Linked DNA regions of Mus musculus: regions 2 and 3 are each linked to region 1. The links are chromatin loops, found by intact Hi-C in ENCODE. Cell type or tissue: heart. All regions are shown on one strand.

Region 1 (8,000 bases):
ATGTTGACAAAGAGTTCAAACTGTCACCACAATATAATTTTGCTCTATTAAAGAAAGCTAGCACTCTTTTGTAGTGAAATTCTAACATCCCCTAAGATCAACCCTAAGAAACCACTAATATACTTTCATCTATTCTGGGCATTTTGCATAAAAAGAATTATAGAATATACAATCTTTTGTGACTAGCTTTTTTCCACTGGGCATATTTTCCGAGTTCATCTGTGTTATGACACACACTTTACTTCTTATTATTGCTGAAAAATAGTGCCATTGGGGATAACATTTAGATACACCACATTTAAGAAAAATCCATTCATTAATTGTGGGCCATTGCTGTTTCCCTTGCTCTCAGATCCTTAGTTGCCTGTAGCCTTGTAGTCTGTCTGAGGTTGAGGCCTTATGAGCTCCCCTCCTTCCATGCTAGCTTGTCTATTGGTGTCATCATCCTCATTGAGGATGACACAGGATGATACAGTTCAGACACAAATGCTTCTCTTACAATCTCCCTCCTCTTTCCCTGATGATCCTTGAGCCTTAAGTACAGCAGTTGTTTTACAGATGTGTCAGTTGGGACTGAGCTCCCATTTTGGTGGTTGTAGTTTTCTGTAATGGTCTCTGTCTGTTGCAAAAAGAAGTTTCTTTGATGAGGAGTGAGAGCTACAGTTATCTCTTGGTATAAGGACAAATATTTAGAGTTTAGTTAGGATTTATTCCAGCTATTAAATTTTTGTGATATTATTGTAACATAAAAGTAATTATTTCTGTGTAATTTATCTTTTCTGTTAGCATGTATGCAATTGGTGCCATATCTAAGGAATCATTGGCTAAAGGTTACTAATAGCCAATAGGTCACTTGGAATTTTGCTTCCAAGAATTTAAAATTTCAACATTTCCATTTAGATCTGTGATTCATTTTGAGTGTCGTTTTGCTTCTGTGGCTTTATGTCTGTCATCACTTCTGTAAAACGGACTATTCCTTCAAATGTCACTTCTGCTCCAGAGTATCTTTCTTCATTGTTTTGAGGTTTGTTATACATATGCTAGGTTTATTCTTTACAAACTTGCCTTTTAAATTCTGTTCTTCCTCCATTCTTTTTCTTTCACTTTGGGTATTTTTATCGTCTTGATCTTTCCCCAAATCCGCTAATTTCTGTTCTACTATGTCTAGTCTTCAGTTTAACTCTTTTACTGTGTTCTTGATTTCATATATTGTATTTTTCAAGATTTTTCCCACTGATTCTGTTAAAATTCTGTACCTTGTTATATATTTTACCCACCTTCCCCTCCTCCATCTTATGACCTTTTGCTTTATTTTGTAATAAGTCATTTCAAATATCTTATCTGAGCTTTAACATCTGGTTTATCTATGGGATTCTCTAATCTTTCTTCTTCTTTATCATTGGCCAAAACTTCCTATTCTTGTTATGTCTTACACTTAAAAACAACCACATATCCCAGAGTTTTACACAAAATTTCCATAGACTATATTCCATAGCTTATTTTCCACTAAAACAGAAATTAGACAAGTTGGGTAAGTTTCTGATATCTTCTACATAATCACAGAAGAGTAGGATTGTGACTGGGATGCAGAGTTATTAAGATTCAATCAACTTCTGTTTTTCTTTTTTTCTCTTCATGATTCGTCTGAAATTTTGAGCAAGAACCAGAAAAGCATTCATCCTCTTGGCCCTAGAGATCTTCTTTGTGTAACTTCAGAAGTAACTGCCATGGTCTTGAGTGTGAAGAATAACGCCCATGTATTTAAAGTAGGCGTTCCCTTTAGGTAGCCTTATATAGACTTACAGCCGTGTATTAGTCAGAGCTCTCTAGAATCACAAAACGTATAGACTAAATTCTCTCTCTCTCTAAGTCTATCTATCTGTCTATCTGTCTGTCTGTCTATCTATCTATCTATCTATCTAAAGAGAATCTATCTATCTATCTATCTATCTATCTATCTATCTATCTAAAGAGAATACACTGGAGTGACTTATAATCTGCAGTAGTTGCTCAGTCCCACAATGTTAAGTAGTTCAGCTGGTCTTCTGTATAAGCTGGAATCCTGAAGAAGTAGATTCCAACAGATGTGCTGGCAAAGTGAATGCAAGCAGGCAAAGAGGAGTGAACCTTTCCTTTTTCCTTTGTTCTTATGTAATCCTCCAGCAGAAAGTATGGCGCAGATTAAAGGGTGCCTCGAGATCTGTATTAAAAATGTGTGTCTTCCAGCCTGAAGCGCTAGATCAAAAGCTTGTGTCTGCTGTGCCCTCCATTTCTGGATTGTAGTTTACTCCAGTTATAGTGGAGTTGACAACTGGGCATAGCTATCACAAATCTTATGACCAGTGAGCACAGTTCCTCAACCTCAAGCGATATTCAGCGGGCGTCTTGTGGGACGGCTGACTGTATGTTTGGGGCTTCTTTGTACCTTAGTCCATCATACAATTCAAAGTAAAGATTTCGTTGCTTTCTTTTTATCTGTGTAAAGTCCCTCTGAGCAGACCAAAGCGAATCACTCCATACCTAGGATCAGTAAATGCCACCAGGGAAGAAAACAGCTGATAACTGCCCTTAGCCCAGACATTGACAAAGGATTTATTCAATTGTGTTACCTCCTGCAGCACAACAGTTAATGTGGAAATGACAAATTTGAATTGTAGTAAGAAAATTGTCTCAGAGAATAAAGTAGAGGCAACTCGACTTCTGTATCAGCCTGGCCTTAGAAAGTGATAAGTCCCCTGAAAATGGAGTAAGTCCTTAGAGTTCTTGGACAACACAGAGTTCAAGACAGAAATACAGGACTGTCTGCTAAGAGCTCATACTAACACGTTTGCAGTTGTGGCAAGATCACACCACTTTCAAATAACACAGTATTCAATAATATGATCAAATATGGAAAGGATGGACATTGGGTAAACAAAATTTGTTGTTGCCATATTTTCTGACAGTTTCACTCATTGAATAAACAAACATTTGCTTTAATGTAGGGACTTGGTAAAGATGATGGGTCTTGTATGTACATGTATGTGCCTGCCTATGTGTATGTGCACATGCACAGGTGCCTGTGGAAGCTTGAGGTGAGTACTGGATCACTGCAGCTAGAATTACAGGCAGTTGTGAACCACTCCAATATGGGTACCGGGAACAGAACTCAGGTCCTCTGCAAGAGGAAGAAGTGGTCTTAATCAAAAGTCAATACTAGGTCCAAGATTAGTTTTACTTTAAGGAAATAAACTTCAGACTTAAAAGAATATTTTAAATTTTATTTATATGTATGTGTGTTTGCTTTCTTGAATTTATGTGTATTAGGTGTGTGCAGGATCCTACAAAGGCCAGAAGGGGGCTTCAGATCTCCTGGAAATTAGAGGCTGCTTATTTGCATGGACTATATCCGCAAATCTTAATTCATATTTAGAAGTATAATTTTTTTCTTGGTTAAATTCCTTTTTGTGCCCCCACCTTCCAAAACCACAATGGGGTGGATCTGTGTGTTTTAGGCATTGTTCAATTCATCCTACCTTTACTGATCAAATAACAAAATGCACATGAACAGAAGCCCCTAAGCAATAAAATACATCGACCCTCCAATATGCTTTTAATATCAATACTTAGGAAGGCAAGGTAGAAGGCATGGGGAAGAAAACCTACAGATAGGCGTTCTTGGCCCAGGAGGTCCGCGATTGTTGATTATTCACCTCTTTTAGCCAGCGCTGACACACGTGCAGCTGCTCTACAAGCCAGCCACGGAAAGCTGTTCTCTGAGGCCAGAATCCAGAGCGCCTGGCGTTCCTACTTCCGGCCCCGCCCCCGCCCCACAGTTGCTAGGAGACGTGATGTCACCGGAAGCGAGGCCTGGGATAGGCTGAGGCCTGGGGAAACCTCTCCCACACGGCCGCTTGGGTGCCAGCGCTGGCTCTCCAGCTGTTCCTAGGCCGGGGCGAGGGTCTAGAGAGGGAGAGCGGGCTGCGGCCGGTCTCCGCTCCCCAGCCGCCGGCTCCGCGGCAGTTAGTGCTTCCCTCGAGCCGGCAGCCTGGTTGGTCGCTTCCGGGCGGCTGCCCGCGCTCCTGACTGACAGGCGCCGTCCGCACCGCCCGCGCCACCCGCCACGTCTCCGCTCTCTGCCGGCGCACGGCGTGGCTGCCTGCCGACCGACCTCTTTGAGCCCAGCGCGATGTGGGTTCCCGGCTTCGGATCCGCGCGACTTCCCCAGCGCCGGCGCTCCGGGTTGGAGTCATCCTCGGTGCGGCCGCTGTGGCTGCTGCTGCTGTTCCTGCTGGCAGCCGTGCGGCCAGTGCGCGCCTGGGAGAGCGGAGACCTGGAGTTGTTCGACTTGGTGGAAGAGGTGCAGTTGAACTTCTACGAGTTCCTCGGGGTGCAGCAGGTAAGCGCGGCGGGCCGGACCTCCTCACCCAGCCCGGTCCACTTGACCGCCATCTCTTCCCAGTTCCTCACTGTCGGCCCAACTTCGGAACTTCTGATCTGAGTGTTAGGCTGGACGGTGCAACTACCTTTTCTTTGGCTTTCTGGAGACCATCCTTCCCCCACCCCGCGAGCTGTGCTGAAGGAAGAAGGAAGAGAGATGTAGGCAGACCGATTTTTAACACTCAAGTGTGACACAGTAACCATGTATCACCCCAAATTGTCATCTTCCCACTTAAACATATGTTTACTCCAACTGCCTCCCTCTCCCTCGTCCTTTCTGGGAAGACTGAAATACATTTTGCCCAGCGTCTGTTAGCAGTTTTCTTGCACTGTATTTTGTAATCGTTAAAGCCTGCTATTAGTGTTTGTGTAGCAGTTAGAAATCTGGAAAAATTTGAAGCCTCCTCCCGCTTGGTCCTAGAACTCATTAGAGAAGTTGTGACACTTTCAGGGTTTGAGGTGTTTGGAGTGCTGTTGAAAGAGGAGGTCAGGATAGTCTTGTGTATACGTCCTTGCCTCTCCATTGATTTCATTTCAGGTTTTAACTTGGGTCTTTAACTTGTAAAATCTCTTGTTCCCTTTTATTTCTACTTGAAAGTGATTGAGTGAGGGTATTTATTCAGACTACCTCAAACAATGAACAGAAAAAAGAAGACATGTTAATAACTAATAATAACTTCATGATCATGGAATGAGAGAGACTTCCACAAGCTATGATTGAGTCCTTCACACAAGATGTAAGTTGTGAAGCAAAAACAACAGCAGCAGCAAAAAGGCACACTTAACAGAATTAGCTAAGAAATGTACCTCTTCCTATAAGTTATGAAATAGGAAACTTTCAAAGGAAATGAATTGAACTGTTAAACAGAAATTTAATTTTTAATAATTGCATTTTAATTCCATGATTGCATATAAAATCATTGAGTATAAAATTACCATGGTATTAAACTTAACAGTTCTCATTTCTTAAGAGTTAAAAATATTATACACAATGGTTTTGTGGTCATTGTGTTACCTTGTGCCACTTCCTGCTCATAGAGAAAAAATAGGCCTCATTTCCAGAGTAAATGATAATGCAGTGTATTTAACAATAATTAGTGAAAATGTAAGTTTGAAGACTATTTATTTGGGCTTAGGTTCTTGAGACAGGTTCTTCATGTAGCTCAGCCTATCCCCTTAAACCGTCATTCCCCAGCCTCAGGCTCCTGGATGCTGAGATTGTAGGCTTTTCCCACTCAGGAGAGGCATTTTACTTTTTAACGTAAAAAAACAAAACCAAAAACAACAACTACTAAAAACAAAACAAAACACCCCTCCCCCCCCCAAAAAAAACTAGGGTAGGTAGAATAGGAAGTAATTCCTCTACAGTTTTTTTTTTTTTTTTTTTTTTTGGTTTTTATTTTATTTTATTTAGGTTAATTACCACTTCCTTCCAGCCCCAAGATTTCTCATTGTGCTGTACTGACTAGCCTGGAATTTAGTAGGTTGACCAGGCTAGCTATCCATCCACCTACCTCAAGGACTACTAGAATTGAAGACATGTGCCAGTATACCTGGCCTAATCCCTTCCATGTTAGTGTGTGTGTGTGTTTGTCTACCTCTGTCAGGGTCTTAAATGTTTCTTCTTAGTACCACACCACAATGCTGCTCTAGGTTTGTTTTGTTTTGTTTTTAAAGTTTATGAATGCTTTCTTGCAGGCATGTCTGTGTACCACCTTTGTGCCTAGTACCCACTGAGGCCAGAATATGGCCTGAGACCAGAATTACAGACATTTGTGAGCTGCATTGTGACTGTTGAGAATCAAATCTGGGGCCTTTGAAAAAACAGCCAGTGATCTTAACCACCAAGCCATCTTTGCAACACCAGGAATGTTCTTTATTGCATTTATTTTTTGTTTGTCTATTTTTTTATGCGTGCCATGGCAAACATGGAGGTCAGAGGACAGCTCTTGGAAGTTGGTGTTTTCTTTCCATGAGGGTCCTAGGAATTAAATTTAGTAGAGCCATCTTGCTAGGTCAACTAAATAGTTGTTTTGTATTCATTAAGATTGATCAAATTCAGGGGCTGGAGAGGCAGCTCAGCGGTTAAGAGTATTGACTGCCCTTCCACATAGTGGCTTACAAACATCCGTAATGAGATCGGATGCTCTCTTCTGGTGTGTCTGAAGACAGCTATAGTGTACTTACATATAATAAATAAATAAATCTTTAAAAAGATTGATTAAATTCTGTAGCTAGTGAGAGTTTTATAGATAACTGTACTGGCTCATATTTTGTCACCTTGACAAATGCTAGAGGGGACACAAGTCATCTTTGAAGAAGGGATTTCAATTGAGAGCTTGCCTGAATCATGTTGGTTTGTAGGCAAGTCTGTGGGAGCATTTTCTTGACATGATTGTTGTGGGAGGGCCCAGCCCACTATGTGTGGTATCACCACTTGGCAGATGATCCTGAGTTATATGAAAAGCTAGATGAGCAAGCCACGGGGAGCAAAACAGTGAGTAGCATACCTACAAGGTCTCTGCTTCAGTTCCTGCTTTGACTTCCCTCAAAGATGGACTGTAACTTGGAAATGTAAGCCAAAAAACCCACTTTCTCCCTTAAATTTATCTTGTCAGTGTTTTGTCATAGCAACAGAAAACAAAGTAGAACAATAACTTAGCAAAACAAATCTTGATGATGCTTTTGAATAGTTTGTAGAAATTAAGCTTTTAAAGAGAATATAGAGACTTAGCAGTAGACTTAGTTGGGCTCAGATTTATATTATATCTGTGTGGAGAGATGGTTCAGTAGTTAAAGAGAACTTGCTGATCAAAGAAAACACATGGTGGAACTTGTGGCTCTAGCTGCATATGTAGCAGAGGATGGCCTACTTGGTCATCAATGGGAGGAGATGCTCTAGGTCCTGTGAAGGTTCTATGCCCCAGTATAGGGGAATGCCAGGACTGGGAATGGGAGTGGGTGGGTTGGGAAGCAGGGGGAGGGGATAGGGGATTTTCAGAGGGGAAACTAGGAAAGGGTATAACATTGAATGTAAATAAAGAAAATATCTAATAAAAAAAGAAATTTAAGTAATCAAGAACAATAAAAAGAAAGAAAGAACTTGCTGTTCTTGCAGAGGAATGGATTTCATTTCCTAGTACCTGTGTATTTTAGCTCACAAATTGCCTATAATTCCAATTTTAGGGGTTCTGACACCTGATGTGGCCTCTGACGGTACTGTACTTGAATATAAAACCCATACAGTATGCACATAATTTAAAAAGATTAGTTACCTGGCCTCCTCTGTACTATCATGGTTTGTAATTTCATACTATTTAGTTTGCAGTGAATTAGTATGAACAACTAGAGACCTTAACCTTTTTAGGAACGATGGGGAAATACATATAGATAATTGAGAAGATTTGGTCAAATTGGAAAATTTGAAAAGAATTCAGAAAATTATTTTAATCTGTATTTCTGTGTTTAGCTGTGTTGAAATTGAAAAGAAAGCCAGAAGGAACTTAATTCTATTGACAATGGAAAATAGATTGGAATGTTCTTTACTTTGAATCTTAGCTTTCTTGGAAGACTTTCAAGGG
Region 2 (8,000 bases), 190 kb before region 1:
CACTCAATAGTCACACCAGCCTACCATCTTGTAGTCCTATAAAATCTACTCTATCACCTACAGGTTTTACATCAAGTACACTTTAAATGGAGACTGTACCTCTGCTCCAAATCCCATGATGCTGTTTTCAGACATTATAGACACAGTGTGGTCAACTAGGCACAGCTGCCTTCATAACTTACTGACTTTGACTCAGACTTCTGCCCACTTTATAGGAACTGTCTTCAAGGAGGGAAGCCTTCTTTCTGCACAGCGTTCATCTGAATTTTCACACCTGAATTTTCTGTTGGATCTGTAGGTCTTGGGGACACTGGTCTTCCATGACATCCTCTGTGCCCAGCCAGAGGCCACCAGGATTGCATGGTGATATACCTAGAGCTTTTCTCAACAACTTGAGGCTTAGATTTGGTTTATGTTTTGTTTTGTTTTATTTTGTTTTGTTTTGCTTTGTTTTTGAGACAGAGTTTCTCTGTGTAGCCCTGGCTGTCCAGAGACTTACTCTCTAGACTGCTGGCCTTAGACTCACAGTGATCCTCCTGCCTCTGCCTCCTGAGTGCTGGGATTAAGGACATCCACCTGGCAGATTTGGGGTTTCATTGAAAGAACACCCTCTAATTAAATCAAAGCTTTATTTTTTTTTCTTTGTTTTTTAAAGCAGAACTATTGATCTTTAAATTTTAAGTGACATATTTGTTTAGCAGTTTAGGCAAAAACATGTGTTATTTTCCCAAAGACTTCTGAATGAGACAAAACAAGATTTATTCCCTGGCACTGGAGTAAGCAGAAGGATTGAGTCAAAGAGCTTTTCCCCCACCCCCACCATGCTGGGTCCATGCTCTCCTCTGGTTTCCCCATGACACCTACCCTCATCCTTAGTGAAGTTTCTTTCTTTGGCATCTGCTTTCTTGATTTCATAGAAGCAAATAAAAAAATAGTTTAGCTATTCTAATTTGTAGAAGGATATTTAGTTTTGTTTTTGTTGTTGAGTCAGGGTCTCTTCTAGCTTAGGCTGAACTGGAACTCACTGTAGCTGAGGGGGACTCGGAGCCTGGCTCTCTTGCCTCTGCCTCCCAAAGGTTGGAGGCACAGGTGTGTACCAGTACAATGGGCTTAATGCCTAATAGACTAACTTTAAAGAGTTCGGCAGGAAACTTGGACAGTTCTCTTGTTAGTGACCATCCCTTGCAGCATGCTAAATAAGGTGGTTTTTTTGTTTTGTTTTGTTTTTGTGGGGGTGACACTTCAGTGCTAGAACTAACAGGTGATTAGAGTTTCTGTTTATTATCTGGTAAAAAAAAATAATTTTGGATTTTCTCATTTGAGAAGAGAAAGAGAGAATGTCTAAGCGGTCTGGCCAGTGTATTACTGTGTTTTCCTTTGTTTATCTTTTCTCATATATCATTCTTTATTAATAATAAAATGAAGACAACCATCTGAGTAATTTCACGGAAAGTTCCAAGTGATAGGATTTTAAAAGTGAATTTAAAAAGTGATATCCAAAGACCTTTCTGAAATGTCTTGAGTCCTTTAGGTGTTCTGGACCTAACAGTTACCTACAGACCCCTCTTTCTCATTTGCAGCTAGCTGCCTGCCAAACTGATCAGCTGACCCCGTCCGTCCGAGGGTGAGCTTTCACAGGAAGAAAGGGTTTGGCAAGTGGAAAGCATGACTTGTGTCACAGAGCTCCTTAGCATCTCTATAAATCAGGTATAAAATGTGACTCACACAGGTCTCCATCCTTTCTTGCTCTGAGTGAGGTCTGACTACCATCCTCCTTTAACGGGTGTCTTAGAGCACAAGAGTCCGATTAGTGTTTAAACTTGCTGTTAGAACACAGCTCCAACTCAATCGCTCCTTTTAAACAGCTTAGTTGTACTGCTTCTCAAATTCAGTAACTGAAAATGCTAATGTCTAGCACATGGAGTTGGAAGAGATCCTGGGAGCTGCTACCTGTCTTGGAATGAAGTTGGAGTCTTTCCCGAAAGCCCTGCTATCTCCAAGGTAGCCTGGGCTCTGTAAATCCTCTTGGTCTGGTTTGCCTTGTCTGGTAAGACACGTGGGGCCATTTGCACAGATGTTCTTTCTGTTTCTCTCCCAGGAGAAAATTAAATATATAGTTTCATTAATCTGTACAAGCCAGCCTCCACTGATAGGCAAGTTCCTGAGAAAGGTAAATCTGTAGTTGAGTGATGTACAATATACAAAAAGGGACAAAATGCCCAGTCCTGTTCAGTTTCAGTAATTTAAAAATCTGAGTGCTAATACAACAATGAGAATTGCTTTTCTTAGGTTGCCCTAAAATTTAAGGGGAAAATGTTTCTAAAATTAATTTAATAGATTTAGTTGTACCTTCAAAGTTGTACGTAAATATTAAGGCCTAAGATCACAAACATTCAGGTGGCAGCTTATGCTGTCCTTTTAGCATCTTAGTTAAGTAGGCATCTTTTACACAGCAGAGATGTTAACAGATTAAGGTAAGATGTCGTGGTTCCATTCAGTATTTTTTTTAATTATATATATATATACATACATATATATATATATGTGTGTGTATATATATATATATATATATATATATATATATACACTCTCTTTTAAAGTATTTTCAAATGTGGTGATACACAAAAACTAAACTGAACTAACCATTATTTAAAATGTTAACAAGAGGCTGGAAGGCAGTTTTCAAAAGCACAGCAATTCTCAACACGGACATTTCCCCCCCGCCCCCCCCCCCATTAGTTTTTCTCTTGGATGGCTCCTGTCTCTTTTTAGAAGTGAAAATGTTAGTGCTGTGATGTTTGAGCCAGGAAGAGAAATGGGCAAGAAAGATGTAGATATGAACAGGATCCCTGTTAATATTCTCAGCAGGAGAGTAAATATTTAATGAAGGGGTTGTGAAGTCCAAGGTTGCAATCTGTTCTAACTAAATAGTCCGGAGGACAATAGCAGAGGAAAAACCCTCACTTTGAGTTTGAAGAGAAAGAGCCAGCATTTTCACGACTTTAGCATAGATGAATAGCTATTTTTAAAATAAGGTTTGAAGTCAACACCATGCAGTTATATATGTCGTCAGTATGCTCCGGAAGGTTCCTAGTTTGTTTCAAATTCAGGATTTTTTCTTTTTTCATGTGCACATTTAAAAGTGCGTTGAAAGCTGAGAGGTCCAGTTGGGCGTGAGTTCCCAGCTGTTTAACATTTCAGGCTACTTCGCTGTTGAATGGCTCTAAAGCCAATTTAAGTTGTCATCACGCAATTGGCGGGCTCGAAATGTTGGTTGAACCCAAGCACTTCGTTCACAACTTAAGTCCCGATATCGACCGGTTTTTTTTTTTTTTTTCTCCCCGAAGGCTTGAGGCCAGAGTAATTTGTGACAAAACCGGAAATATCAAGTTCTTCAGGGGAAACTATAATTTCTTGGAAGCGGGAACAGTGGGAGCAAAATTACGATTCTGAACAGTATTGAAAAGGCACCAAGTAAACTTTCACAAAAGGGAAAGATTTTCCTGCGGAATATTTCCAGGGACAGAGTATGCTTGCAAGCCGTGATTCTGAGCTAAATAAAATGTGCCCAGTTAATCATAAGTCCTATCTTTTTTTTAGTTCTGTAATTTCTTTTTTTCAAAAAGCCAGCGAGGAGAGTTCAATGGCGAGGCTTACACGCAGGTGAAGAGGTCTCAGCAGAGAGAATCAAGGACCCATTCAGCAATTGGCCGCAAGCCTCGCAGGACACGTCGTAACGAAATGTTACTGGGACAATCGCACTGAGTAAAGTCGCAACGCAAACAGGGTTTGAATACGTGTTTTAGTAAAACCTGAATCTAAAAAGCAAAAGGCACGCATACAGTCAGACGGCCTCGAAGAGGCTTAGTAAGTAACGTAAGGTCAGCGGGAAAACCGCAAAAACAGAAACAAAGGAAAACTCAGCCTGCAAGCTGACCATTACAAGTCCTTACAAAAGGTAATTAATTAGAAGCTGTCATCTTACTGCAACAGAACCTTCCAAGCTGGGGTTGGGAGGAGGGGAGAGCCACAGTGTTTTAATCCACGCAGTGACCTGTAATTCTCCTCCATCTTGAGGCATAATTTTCCAATATGCTTCAGAAGTAGAGGGGGAACTCGAAAGGATTAAGAACCTTTAGTAACATTTCTGCTTCAAATAGGAGTCAGGCAGTAGGAAAAAAATGTGTCACAGAACCTTTATTATTCTTCATAAGAGCCTTGCCTGGAGCAGCTAGGAGCGCCAAAGTCTCTGTGGCGCAATCGGTTAGCGCGTTCGGCTGTTAACCGAAAGGTTGGTGGTTCGAGCCCACCCAGGGACGCCTTTCCTTTTTCTCTTTTAAACAAAGCTTGTCTGCGGCTTTTTCTACCCTGTATACTTCCACTGTCAAATTCAAACAAACTGAAGTCTAACGTTCCGCATCTATTCTAAGCTATCTTTCAGAAATCAAATTTGTTACAATGAAGCCCAGCTTCAGCCCTTTTGGTTTTTCCGCTCTAAAGTCTTAGATATTTATAGAAAATGGAATAAACCTGAAAAGAAAACCTATTATACGGTCTCATAACTAAATTTCTAAAAAAAACGAAAGAACTTAAAGCAAGAAAAATTAAAGGGAAAGTTACTTTCATATTTTGCTCACACATTACGAGTGCACAAAGTGCCCCCCCCCAATAGATACTTTAGGAAAATAACCATAGTTACATCATAATAATTCAGTCTTGAGTACAGATTATAGGAATCTAAAGCCAGTTTTAAGAAAAAAGTAAAGATTGGTGTATCAGCTATCAGTAGGTACTTGTCTACAGCACAGGTTTCTTGAGAAGCTGAAGCAATGGAATAACCCTAACCCAAGAGTTTGAGGTCACCTGTCTATTTAAAACAAGGAAGAAAAAGGAACCAGTAACTTTGAGTAGGATTAACAATATTTTAATTGGGAGATTCATTCTTTAAATTTTTATTTCTGCATATACATGCGCATACATACATATTCTCTATTTGTTCTGGGTTTACATACTAATTCTTTTTGCGTATGTGTATAAGTATGCAATATTAATTTATACTTTTAAAAGACAATTTATTCTATGTGGATTGGTGCTTTGCCTGCATATATGTCATTGTGAGTGTGCCAGCTATCTTAGAACTAGAGTTGCAGACAGTGGTGAACTGTCTTGTGGGTGCAGGGAATTGAACCCAGGTCTTCCGGAAGAACAGCCGGTGCTCTTAACTGCTGAGTCATCTCTCCAGACCCTGTATGTTTATTCTTATCAGTTTATGATGCTGCAACTAAATTCTCTAGGCTGTGTAATTTACAAAAAATAAAGATTAGCTTACACTTGTGAAGGATAGGCAGACAGGGCTACAGCCTGTCAGGGGTATTCTAGTGGGAACTCTGCAGAAATGCAAGAAGCATCGCATGCTAAGGGAGGGCAAGCTGGACCGCTCAGATCTCTCTTCTTTGGCTTACAAAGCCACCAGTGTCCTCCTGGGAGGGGGAAGGGAAGTCACCCTCCTGACTTGTGGTTCTCATTACCTCCCAAGGGTTCCATCTCCAAATATTCCCATAAGACTCAAGTTCCCATAGCGCTTAAGTTTCCAAGGCATGACTGCCAGGGGCATGCCCAAACGGTAGCATTAGCAAAGTCTGGTGGCTGTTGAGTGCCACCTACTTGCCAGGCATTGTCGCAATCAGTCCTCGGTCAGTGTCACTGAGGCTGCAGAGAAGAGCTCAGTACAGCAGAGCCTCGTGCCTGATGTCACTGTTAGCTTTGAACTCAGCTCAGGCACAAAGCCCATGCATGTTCCACTGTCACACTGCCCACCTCCAAAGTCGTGACTTGATTACTTAATGTAAAACCAAAATAGATATTTTAATTTTTTTTACATGAAGTTTCATTAATATCTTGCTCCCCATGTCATGCAGGGAGTTTAGAAACTTTGTAGAATGTAATAGGACATTATTAGATTATGTGTTATGTGTTCGCCGTATTGCTCGATTTGATTCAAAATGAAATTCGTGTGGGGATGTGGAATCTTCACATGAACTGGGGTCTCTAGGTTCAGGAGCAGCTTGTTGGCATTTAATCGGAAGGGGGCAAGACTGAAGATTGGAACAGGCCAGGCAAAATACGCAGGAAAAGCCAAAGGGCTAGAGTCAGGCCATGAATCCTGGCGTTCAGGGACTCTGTCCCCAAGGCTGGTGTTCGGGAATCACCCACATAAACTCTCATCCAGACGGTTTTGTGAGATGTGCTCTGGGTCACCTCTCGTAAGCGGTAGTTTTCAGTTTGATCCGAAGTTTCTAAGGATCCTCGTCTTGTTGCGGGGGTGGTTTTGAGGCCAGGAAATAAAGAGGGGGGGGGGGGACCTGAACTTTGAGAACAAAGTTCCCCTCTAACAGAAGTAGATGATCGAATTGTGTGGGTGAGGGCTGAGCACACCGCCTTTCTTGGGACCATTGCATACAGATGGGAAACACAAGAAACATTCTGGAAAAACGGCAGACATGTTTACGGATGAATTGTTTTTGCAAACCTTTGTGTGTGTGTGTGTGTGTGTTTATAGATGAAGGGGCCCTCGGAGTCAGCACTGTGTTGACCATTCTTTTTTTTTTTTTTAGATTTTTTTATTAGATATTTTCTTTATTTACAATTCAAATGTTATCCCCTTTCCTAGTTTCCCCTCAAAAAAATCCCCTCCCCTCCCCCTGCCTCCCTGCCAACCCACCCACTCCTGCTTCCTGGCCCTGGCATTCCCCTGTACTGAGGCATAGAACCTTCACAGGACCAAGGGCCTCTCCCTCCATTGATTGCCGACTAGGCCATCCTCTGCTACATATGCAGCTAGAGCCATGAGTCCCTCTGTGTGTACTCTTTGGTTGGTGGTTTAGTCCCAGGGAGCTCTGGAGTTACTGGTTAGTTCATATTGCTGTTCCTCATAGGGGGCTGCAAACCCCTTCAGCTCCTTGGGTACTTTCTCTAGCTCCTTCATTGGGGACCCGTGTTGACCATTCTTGGTTGTCAACTTGATTACAAGCTGGAGTTAACTCAACCCAAGTTTGGGGCTCATCAGTTAAGAACTGACTGTTCTTCCAGAGCAATTCCTAGCATATGCGTGGCAACTCACAACCATGTCTAACTGTACTCACATGACATCTAATGCTCTACTCTGGTGGGCATACATGCAGACAAAACATCCACATACATAAAATGCATCACTAAATTAATTTTAAAACGTGAGTACTCCCATGAGGGATTTTCTTAATTAAATCATTTGAAGTGAAAAGACCCATCTTAAATCCAGATCTTCTGAGGTGGGAAGATCCACCTTGGGTCTGGGCCACAGTTCCTTGTGGCAGGCTATATCATGGGCACACGATTTGCAGGCTTGCCCTTACTGGCAAGTTCATTCCTTCACTGACATTACAGCCTACTTCTTTGAGATTTCAACATGTGCTGAGACATCTAACCTCACGGACTGGACTACTGGATTCTTGGACTTTCCACTGGGAGACAGCCATTGTTAGACTAGGTGGACCACAGCCTGTAAGCCCTTCTAGTAAACTGCCTTTATATATATTTATTCTACCATTTCCATGGCTCTAGAAAACCCTGACTAATGTAGACACTAATGCAACCTAGATTTATCAGAGGATCATGGGCAATGTCTCGGTGATAGACAGCATCCTTAATTTCATTGTTCACAGCTGTCGTTCCCTGTACCCATAAACAACCCTGCTCTTTTCTCAATGAAAAACCAGGCAAAGTCCAGAAGAAGTCCATCGTACAAGATATTTAACCAGTACTACTCAGATTGTCACATTCCTCAATGACAAGGAGAATCTGGGAAACTGTCATGGCTAAGAGGAGTCTTGGGATATGTGACAGAAAGCTTCTTTTGTCTTCTTGTCCCATTTCTCTTTAGGAACACGGGGACTGTAGATTCACACTATGACAGGATTACAGGTATGTCCTACAGTGTCTGGCTTTGAGTGGATTCTGGAGGG
Region 3 (8,000 bases), 340 kb after region 1:
TACGGTTTTATCACCTTCTATTATAACTATTATTCTAAGATTGTTTTATAAGGCATAAAAACTAAGATATGTTTCTATATCATTGGGAATATTTCTATAGTAGTAACACTATATACTTTCCTTAGCTAGCTTCCTGACTTTACTATATTGCCCTTACAAATAAATTAGCTGGACAACTAAAAATAACAATAGTCATAGTAGTAGTAGTAGTAGTAGTAGTAGTAGTAATACAATTTCTTATGATCCACATACACTTTCAGATGAAGTTTGAGTAAAAAGTTGCTTCATTCATTTGATACCTATACTTTTACCTTTCTTGTGAAAAGTTTTATCACATATATACATGTGTATATATGTATATATTTGTATGTATGTATATATACACGTGTATACTATTTTAACTAAAATAAGTTTTGAAACTGGTTTTGTTACTTACAGTCAGTAGCTTCTGTGTCTATAGATGCATATCCTAGACATGGCACCCATATTATAATATATTCAAATTTTATTAAAGGGTATTCTTTTCAATTATGTTTTCAGTTGTAATTCTGTTAATGGGTTTTGCAAGGTTCCACTTAATGAGCCATGGTAGTCTTCCTTGATAATTTTTTTTTCTCATCTTAGTCCTCACCAAGTGCCTAGCAAGTACCCTGGAAATAGTAAGACGACAGAAACACTTGTTTAACATTCAACATTGAAAAAGATGAGTGAAGTCTGAAATTTTTTCTTCAGAGTAAAGCAAGTCTTTACTTTGCATATACAATCAAAGGTAAATTTCTAATGATTAACAAAATTTTTCCAAGTCAGTATCTTCAAAGATTTCTGATAGTCAAAATCAATACACTAGACATGAAAGATAAGCATTTTAAAATGTTTCTTAGTATATATTGCACAAGCTAATGAGTTCCATTATGGTCTATTCATGCATCTATTGCATGTACTGGCTTCACCATACTTACTCCCCATCACCCTTCTCTAGTCCCCTCTGCCCCGCCCCCTCCCTTGGTCATCTTCCTCTTACCAAATGCCCCCTTCTGTTTTCCTGTCCTTCTTGTTTTTTAATCTAGATTCAGAATATGAAGGAAAAGATGCACTTTTTCTCTTTCTTAGCCTGTTAGAGTCTGTTTTTACCAAATGACTTAGAACTATGTACATTTGAATATCCACCTTTTCATGTAAAAGTCTACAACTGTATTTGCAAAAGCCTCTTAGAATCAATTATAATTAATATTATTTTTAGATGCATGTAACTTTTGGAAAGAGAGATGATTCTCAAATTTAAATCTAGTTATCTAAATCTAAAATATTTTCAAAGACCAAAACCAAAGCTTCTTCTCTAAGAGTTTGCATTACTTAACTTTGAGTTTGGCTTCAGAGCTGTTTCTTTTACTATAAAATAAATATTAACAAAAAATGTAATACCCTTACATTTTTACATTTTGGGAGATAAAGCGCCAAATAATTTCCAATAGGGAGAATTTCTGTCTAGGATGCCTTTAGAGCTTGTGGATGTTACATAACCCTTAGACATGCAGAGCTGTGTTTTTTCCTGTGATGCAACAACACTTAAAACTGGCTTTAAAGGGAGTCATCAATATAATGTAGAGTCCATTTTCCATTTTTTACTGACATTGAACATTTGCATCTCTGTTATAATTAAAGTGATTAAAGTGACATTCTGCTGTCAGTTTTTAGGACACAATAAGATTATGTAAGTGACGATTTTCAACATGATAAGAGGAAAATCAGTTTTGGAAATGGAAGAGTCCTTAAAGAAATGAGACATATCTGCAACTGAAAAAAAAGAGAAAAGAAAAGAAAGAGAAGAAAAGAACAAATTAAGCTTAATTGCTAAATAGTATTTGGACCAAAGAAGGTCACTTTTTAAGATTTAAATGTTTTCCTCTATGAAAGGGGCCACTCCTTCCCAAATCCAGAAACAAGCCCAAGAATATAATTAAGTGCATTGTGTCCCAGAAAGAATGAGTTTGACAAATTCATTTTTATTCCTTCAATTAATAAACTGTTTGTCTAGCCACCTAAGATTTTTAAAATCAATAATGTGTATATTTGGCATTGTACAGTAGTAGTGCCAAGGACCAACATGACCCCATAGTGGACTCTTAGGAAGCCTAACATTCCTGGTGAATTAAACCCACAAGCCTCAGATCTTTTTGTCAGTCTTACTTTACTGTGCAATTGAGAGCCAGAATGTAGGGAATTTTTATGTGGTGGCACTTTAGCACAATTAAAAAAGCAGTCATCTTTGGCCTAAGCAGAGAAGGGAAATATGACATAATATTAAAGAAAGGTTTTACAAAGACTGGCCAGGAATGCTGCTTGTCCCTCTCTGTCCCCACCCCACTCTTCTTTCCTGACCATTTGCTGGTTTTCTCACACGTATATTCTGAGTTAATTTTTTCCCTTTAAAGGAGACAAAAACACCTAAGCGTGTAAAAGACAGACATAAAGAAGATTCATCTTCTGCTATCAACTCCCAAACAGATAAACCTGCAAAGCTATTCTAAATAGTCAAAGGCTTATCAATAAAAAATGTAAACTGAAGAGGGGTGAAGTGTGAAACACTCAACAGACTGAAACTACTTCATCTTCTACCTCAATCTTCTCCTCTTCCATAGTTATACTTTAAATAGTTATACTTCTCATAATTATACTTTAAATGACTTCTCTGACATAAAATTTCTCCCCGAGCCTTAAAATGAGTGTTTTCCATGAGGAACTGCAGCTTTAGAGAGAAGACCTGTAAAATCAAAGTGTTCAGACGCAAACTACTTTTCAAAAGCAAAATCACACCGTCCACTACCCTTAACTGACTCTTACGGGGTCTTTTCAACATGCTGTTTACCCATCAGCTGTTAACTTCTTTTTCTAATTCAAAACTCTTGCCAAATGATGTCTTCATGATGACGTGTAAATATAATATTCCATCAGAGATCAATTCTAATTGTTTTTTTAAAATCCACCTTGGGAAACAGTGCTGCATAATACACAGATTCATAATTAGTGTTTTAGAGGAATTTCCCGCAAAGTCTATTATAAATCCTAAATCCAAATTACTTTTTCCTAGTGTGCTTTGGGCCACAGGCTGGAATTATTGCTTCACGAGCCTCATGCACGATGTCTTTGGTCTTGTCTACATGACCAGAATCACTTGTTGGAAATCTTTATTTTTAAAAAACTGACGTTTGCCAAAAATACTTTTCTCACATGCTTCACAAAGAAAAACAGTTTCTTAGGATGGGTTGCAAATTTATTTTACTTCCAAACCGTGGTTTACAGTAATAATGGATGTTTTTCCCTTTTGAAATTCCCTGTTATTCTGGAAATGCGTGTCACCTTACCAGGCCCCTTTTTGTTAGGACCCTTCCTTTTAAAATCAGACTTCTTGTACACAACAAAGAGCTGAGTAGTAACAAATACGGACAGAAAAACGTGATTTTCCGAACTCCTTCGAACCCTAACATTCATTTGCGAATCTATACATTATAGATGTTTTAAATATATAATCTGCTCTAATTCCGGTACGGAGCGGGGGAGGAACATTTGTCGTTTATCTAGTGGTGATTTTTAAAACGTATCAATGTGGCTTTCCCTTCTAACGTGAGCAGCAGGCTCCATTCAGCAGTACGTTGTGAAGACGCCTTTCTACGAGGTCAGCGGCAGGGAACCCCCTCCTTGCAGGCCCACGGAGCGTCATAAACCCGGCAGGGCGAGTCTTTAGGAGCTCCGTGGGCCGCAGGCGGAAGTGGAGGAGTCGCAGATCCACACACACACACACCTCCCCAGGCAAAAACACGCCACACGCTTCGGCTACGGCGCGGAACAATGGGAGCACCCAGGAGCCTCGGCCCCAGGGATTTCTCGCTTGCCGCCCAGCTCCGGCCTCCCGACCGCCGCCACCTCCTTGGCCCGGCCCTTTCCCGCCTGCTACATGTGGCGCTTCATTTGGTGATCCCAGCTTTAACAGTTGCCTCCCTCCTATGTTATAAACGTATTTTTTCCTATCTCTCCCTTGGTCTCCAGAAGTGGTCTTCACGTCTCTTTGCCAGCGTTAGGCTGAGTTGCTGTCTCCTTCCGGGGGGAAAAAAAGACTTCCCCCAGAAATCCAAATCTAGAAGGAAATACAGCACCACCTTTGTTTAACTATAACTACACTGTGCCGTGTTAGAAATAAAATCCGAAGCGCGTCGCTCGTCCTAACCAGCGAACAACCAACTCCTATTTCCTCCTCTCAATTCAGTTGTTTTAAACTCTCCAACGAATGCCTTCGGTGGAGAAGATGTGCCCAGGCCGACGCAGAAAGCAGGGTTTTTATCTTAAGCCTCCTGGGGCTGGGGAGAAAGTAGCAGGACGGGGAGCTTCCAGGGCACAAAGCAGCCCGACTGGAAGGGGAGGCGAGCGGGCGGCCGGGCGGCGGCGCAGGCCCTCGGGCCGGCGGCCGCGAGTCGGGCCGCCAGAGGCGAAGGACTTAAATAGCGAGGGCTGAAGGGGGCGGCGGGCCCGCGCGTGACGATACTTTCCGAGGAAGGCTGGGGCTGCCGAGGAGTTTGCAGGTCGGCCTCACCCTCGTCCCCCCACCCCCAGAGGGAAAAAAAAGTTGAAGGGAGGCGGGGAGAGGAGCCACCCCGTTTCCTCCCCCGGATTCTGCGGAAGGGTTGGGGCGGCGCGGCCAAGGAGAGGGCGCGGGACGAGCGGGCCAATGGCAGTCAACAGGTCCAGGCCTAGGCTGGGCCGCGGGCCCGGCCTCCCGCCGCCCCGGGCCCTCCCCGCCCCCGCGGCCCCGCAGCGCCCAGCACCCCGCCCGGCCGGCCTGGCCGGCCGCAGTCTCCGCAGCCCGGGCCCGCGTGGGGGCGGGGCGGGGCGGGGCGGGGCGGGGGTTCCCCGGCGGAGAATCCTCCCGCGGGGCTCGGCGCAGGGGGAGGGGCTGGCGGCGCAGGGGGAGGGGCCGCGAGCCGGGCTTGGAGGAGCAGGAAGGGCTCCGGCTCCACAAGAGCGCGGCCCGCGCGGGGCATCCTGGGTAAAAAGTGGCCGCGCCGCACCGGGAGAGCCGAGAGGAGCCGAGGTCAGAGGTCAGGGCCCTGGAGTCCGGCGCGCAGGCCCCCCACCACCACCACCACCACGGGAACGCAGCGAGCGGGAGGAACCTTTTTGTTTTCCACCGCGCCAGCGTGCTCCCCTATTGACTGGGCTGCTGGAGACGAGCTGAGTTGCGACTCTGCTCAGCCTACCCCACCCCCTCCGCCGCCAACAGGCAGCCCAACTCTCCCCTTCCCCTCAACTCATCCCAGCCCCCCGCATGGGGCTGGCAAGAACGCAGTAAATTTGCTTTAACAACAAGTGGGGGTGGTTGCATTTACTCCTCCCTCTCGTCCCCCTCCCCCTCGCCGCGGCTCTTGACACTACTACAAACCAGGACTATAAACATAAACATGTGTCACTGTAACAGGGCAGGTAATATACGCATTTCGAGGTGGGGTGGGGGGCTTGGTCGCCTCTTGGGGGATGGTTAAAAAAAAGTTTCACGTGCTCGACGTCTTTGCTGCCCCCCCCCCCAACGCGGATCCATTTATATAGAATGAAGAGAGCGCTCAGTCACTTAGTCACACAAATCCACAAAAGCAGACTTGCCAATAAACAGAGTACCCCCAAAGCAAATATATTTAAATACCATCCCTCTCCTTCCTCGGCCACCGCTGCCATTTCTTCTATTAGCAAGCAGTAGCATAATAATCAAATCCTCTTTTAAAATACTCATTTTAGGATAGCGATAGAGATCAACTTTAGACCTAAATCGAACACCACTCTCTTCCCATGGAACAGTACCTACTACACGGTCTGTGCGCAGAGACTTCTTTAAACAACAAGAAAGGTTGGTTTAAAAATGAGTTCGAGACCTTGTATGCAAAGGTTATTTCCTGGGCTGGGTCTTCATGCTTTTTCCAACTTCTGCAAGTTGCCGAGCCAGGCGCACTGCAGATTCGTCACCACAGCCTTTATTATTTAGCCTATTTACATTGCATCTCAACTTTGCTCTCATTCTTAGTTCAACAACCCCAGCAATCTACCAGTTAAGAAACAGTAAAGTGAATCCCATTGCAAGCTTTTCCCTTGAAATCCAGAGAGAAACAAAATGTTCAGATGGGGGAAGTGGTTCCCTTTGTTCTTTCATTGTTTCTCTAGGAACTGGTGGATACAAGGACAAACACTTACCTTCTCTTCTTTTTCCTCCAAAAACCAGACGCTCCCATCAGCCTTAAAATACACAATCCACCTTGAAAGTAACTAGGAACGTCGGGAGAGCTTATATTCCATTCTTTTTTCGCTCTCTGCCCTCTTTTAGCGTAGGATTAGGTTGCGGAGCACGTTGCTGCATGCTGTAGCCCCCGCCTTAGTGAATCGGTCACGTTTAGGACCTTCTAAGTCCACCTAATTCTGCCAGTAGAATTGAGGGTATTGGATCTCTAAACTTTCAAAAGGGAAGGGGCCTGCAACTCTCCAGAAAACTTAGAAATACCCTGAAGGGGGTTTTTTTGGTTTTTTTTTTTTTTGTTGTTGTTGTTGTTGTTTTAACATTTGATTTTTGTACCACCTCACCAAATAGTTTGCTTTGAAATAAAAACAAAATCTTTCTTCAAGGAAAGTATATTATATTGTTGTTCGGCTTCTGCTCAGCAAATCATTACTTAGTCCAAGTAAAGGGCAGATTTGTATAGGCATTTGACGGAATGAGTGCATTTTCCATAATATGTCCTTTGCCACGTGTTTTTAAAAACAAACAAAACACAACCACAGAGAAAAGGAGACAGAAGTTTGAATCGAAATGTTGTAGAACAACTTTAGCCAAAGCATTTATGTGGAAATTACTAGTATGGAATTGTTGTCTGGATTTGAAAACTAAGGTTTCCTAAGTTAGCAGACTTTATTTTTACTCTATAATCACAAAATTAAAAGCCAAATTTTCTTACTGGTGTTTCGTGATCATGCTGATGGGGATGAGCGTTCCTGACCACGTTTAAATCTGATCATGATGTGATTTGCTGATGTCATGAATATGAAATGATACACATCCATAAAAATCAAACTTGTGATTTTTTTTTTTTTTTAGTCTCCCTCTTTTTTTGGGTGTTCCCAGTAGCTGAAAGTGGAAGACAGTGATTGGCTCCAGGGTTCCAAGGAGGAGGATTTGGGCTGAAGCCAAGGGAACGGAACCAGAGGAGTCCCTTTCCAGGGACCATCCCACTGCTTCTGTGTCATCTCCCTCTTACTCTGGGTGCTCAGGATTTTACTGTATCTTCAGCAGACCCTAGCTAGGCCTCAACACTCAGTATAATCACTTGTTTCTCCAAATTTGGCCTCCGTGTAAAATAAACAAAAAACTTGGGTAATCCCACTAAATGTTGGTTCCTGTGATCTGTGTATTATTTGATAGGAGAAGATGAACTCTGCATTCTGTGAGTTTGTCCCCTGTGTTCAGGATCACTTGTGAAAGGTCCATGTGTCTCATAGGAAAATATTGCAACAAAATAAGATAATTGGGGGGAAAGGCAGTTGCAGTAGGAAAAGTGGCTTTTCTCTGATAGCATTTAATTGGAATTAAAAGATTCTTAAGCTGAAGCATTCTTTATTTATTCAGCACACATAAGCAGGCATTGTTTTATCACTACCATAATTATGGTGTCCTTTAAACTGGCTGATAGCAGGAAAGATAAGGGAATGTGGCTGCAGATTCAAATCAAGTCTTACTCCTCCCCCACCTTTCTTCCCTCCTCTTGTGTACCCCCCCCATTCTTTCCTTGGTCACTAGGGTCCCCACAGCCCTTGAGATGAGAAAAGCAGGAAGACTGTGGCCTGGCCATTTCTTACATCATGGAAGTGATTTGTACCACACTCCAATTTAATGCAATCTGTAACCTTCTCTCCTGTGCTTACAAATGTTTAGCTTGCAATATTCAGTATTCATATCTGAAGAGTTGCCTAGT

Evidence for each region. A loop is a pair of places that touch in the nucleus more often than their neighbours do. Peaks named below come from ENCODE experiments on the same cell type or tissue, not always from the same donor. Only the 100,000 strongest peaks of a DNase experiment are listed, where the experiment ranks them.
Region 2: it touches region 1 in a loop (7-fold over the local background); 11 of 42 quality-filtered maps call a loop at or near these places.
Region 3: a loop joins it to region 1, with 3 times the contacts of the local background. A loop is called at or near these places in 2 of 42 quality-filtered maps.

Annotation. Positions count from the first base shown.
Region 1 is chr2:18,388,669-18,396,668 of GRCm38, reverse strand. It overlaps Dnajc1 (DnaJ heat shock protein family (Hsp40) member C1), which reads left to right and starts at 3,839. Exons shown (of 12, transcript NM_007869.3): 1 at 3,839-4,378. The coding sequence starts at 4,169. In heart, CTCF peaks have their summits at 3,339 (motif pointing right) and 3,940; a DNase peak (open chromatin) is centred at 3,888; H3K4me3 peaks cover 2,068 bases; H3K27ac peaks cover 1,725 bases.
Region 2 is chr2:18,583,363-18,591,362 of GRCm38, reverse strand. n-TNgtt9 (a tRNA gene) reads left to right here and starts at 4,246; the gene lies at 4,246-4,319. In heart, a CTCF peak has its summit at 5,661; DNase peaks (open chromatin) are centred at 3,812 and 4,232; H3K4me3 peaks cover 1,957 bases; H3K27ac peaks cover 812 bases; H3K27me3 peaks cover 2,188 bases.
Region 3 is chr2:18,053,603-18,061,602 of GRCm38, reverse strand. Mir7655 (microRNA 7655) reads right to left here and starts at 3,757; the gene lies at 3,700-3,757. It also overlaps a transcript of Mllt10 not described here. In heart, no CTCF peak of the experiment used is centred here; DNase peaks (open chromatin) are centred at 3,732, 4,642, 4,982 and 7,212; H3K4me3 peaks cover 5,250 bases; H3K27ac peaks cover 6,155 bases.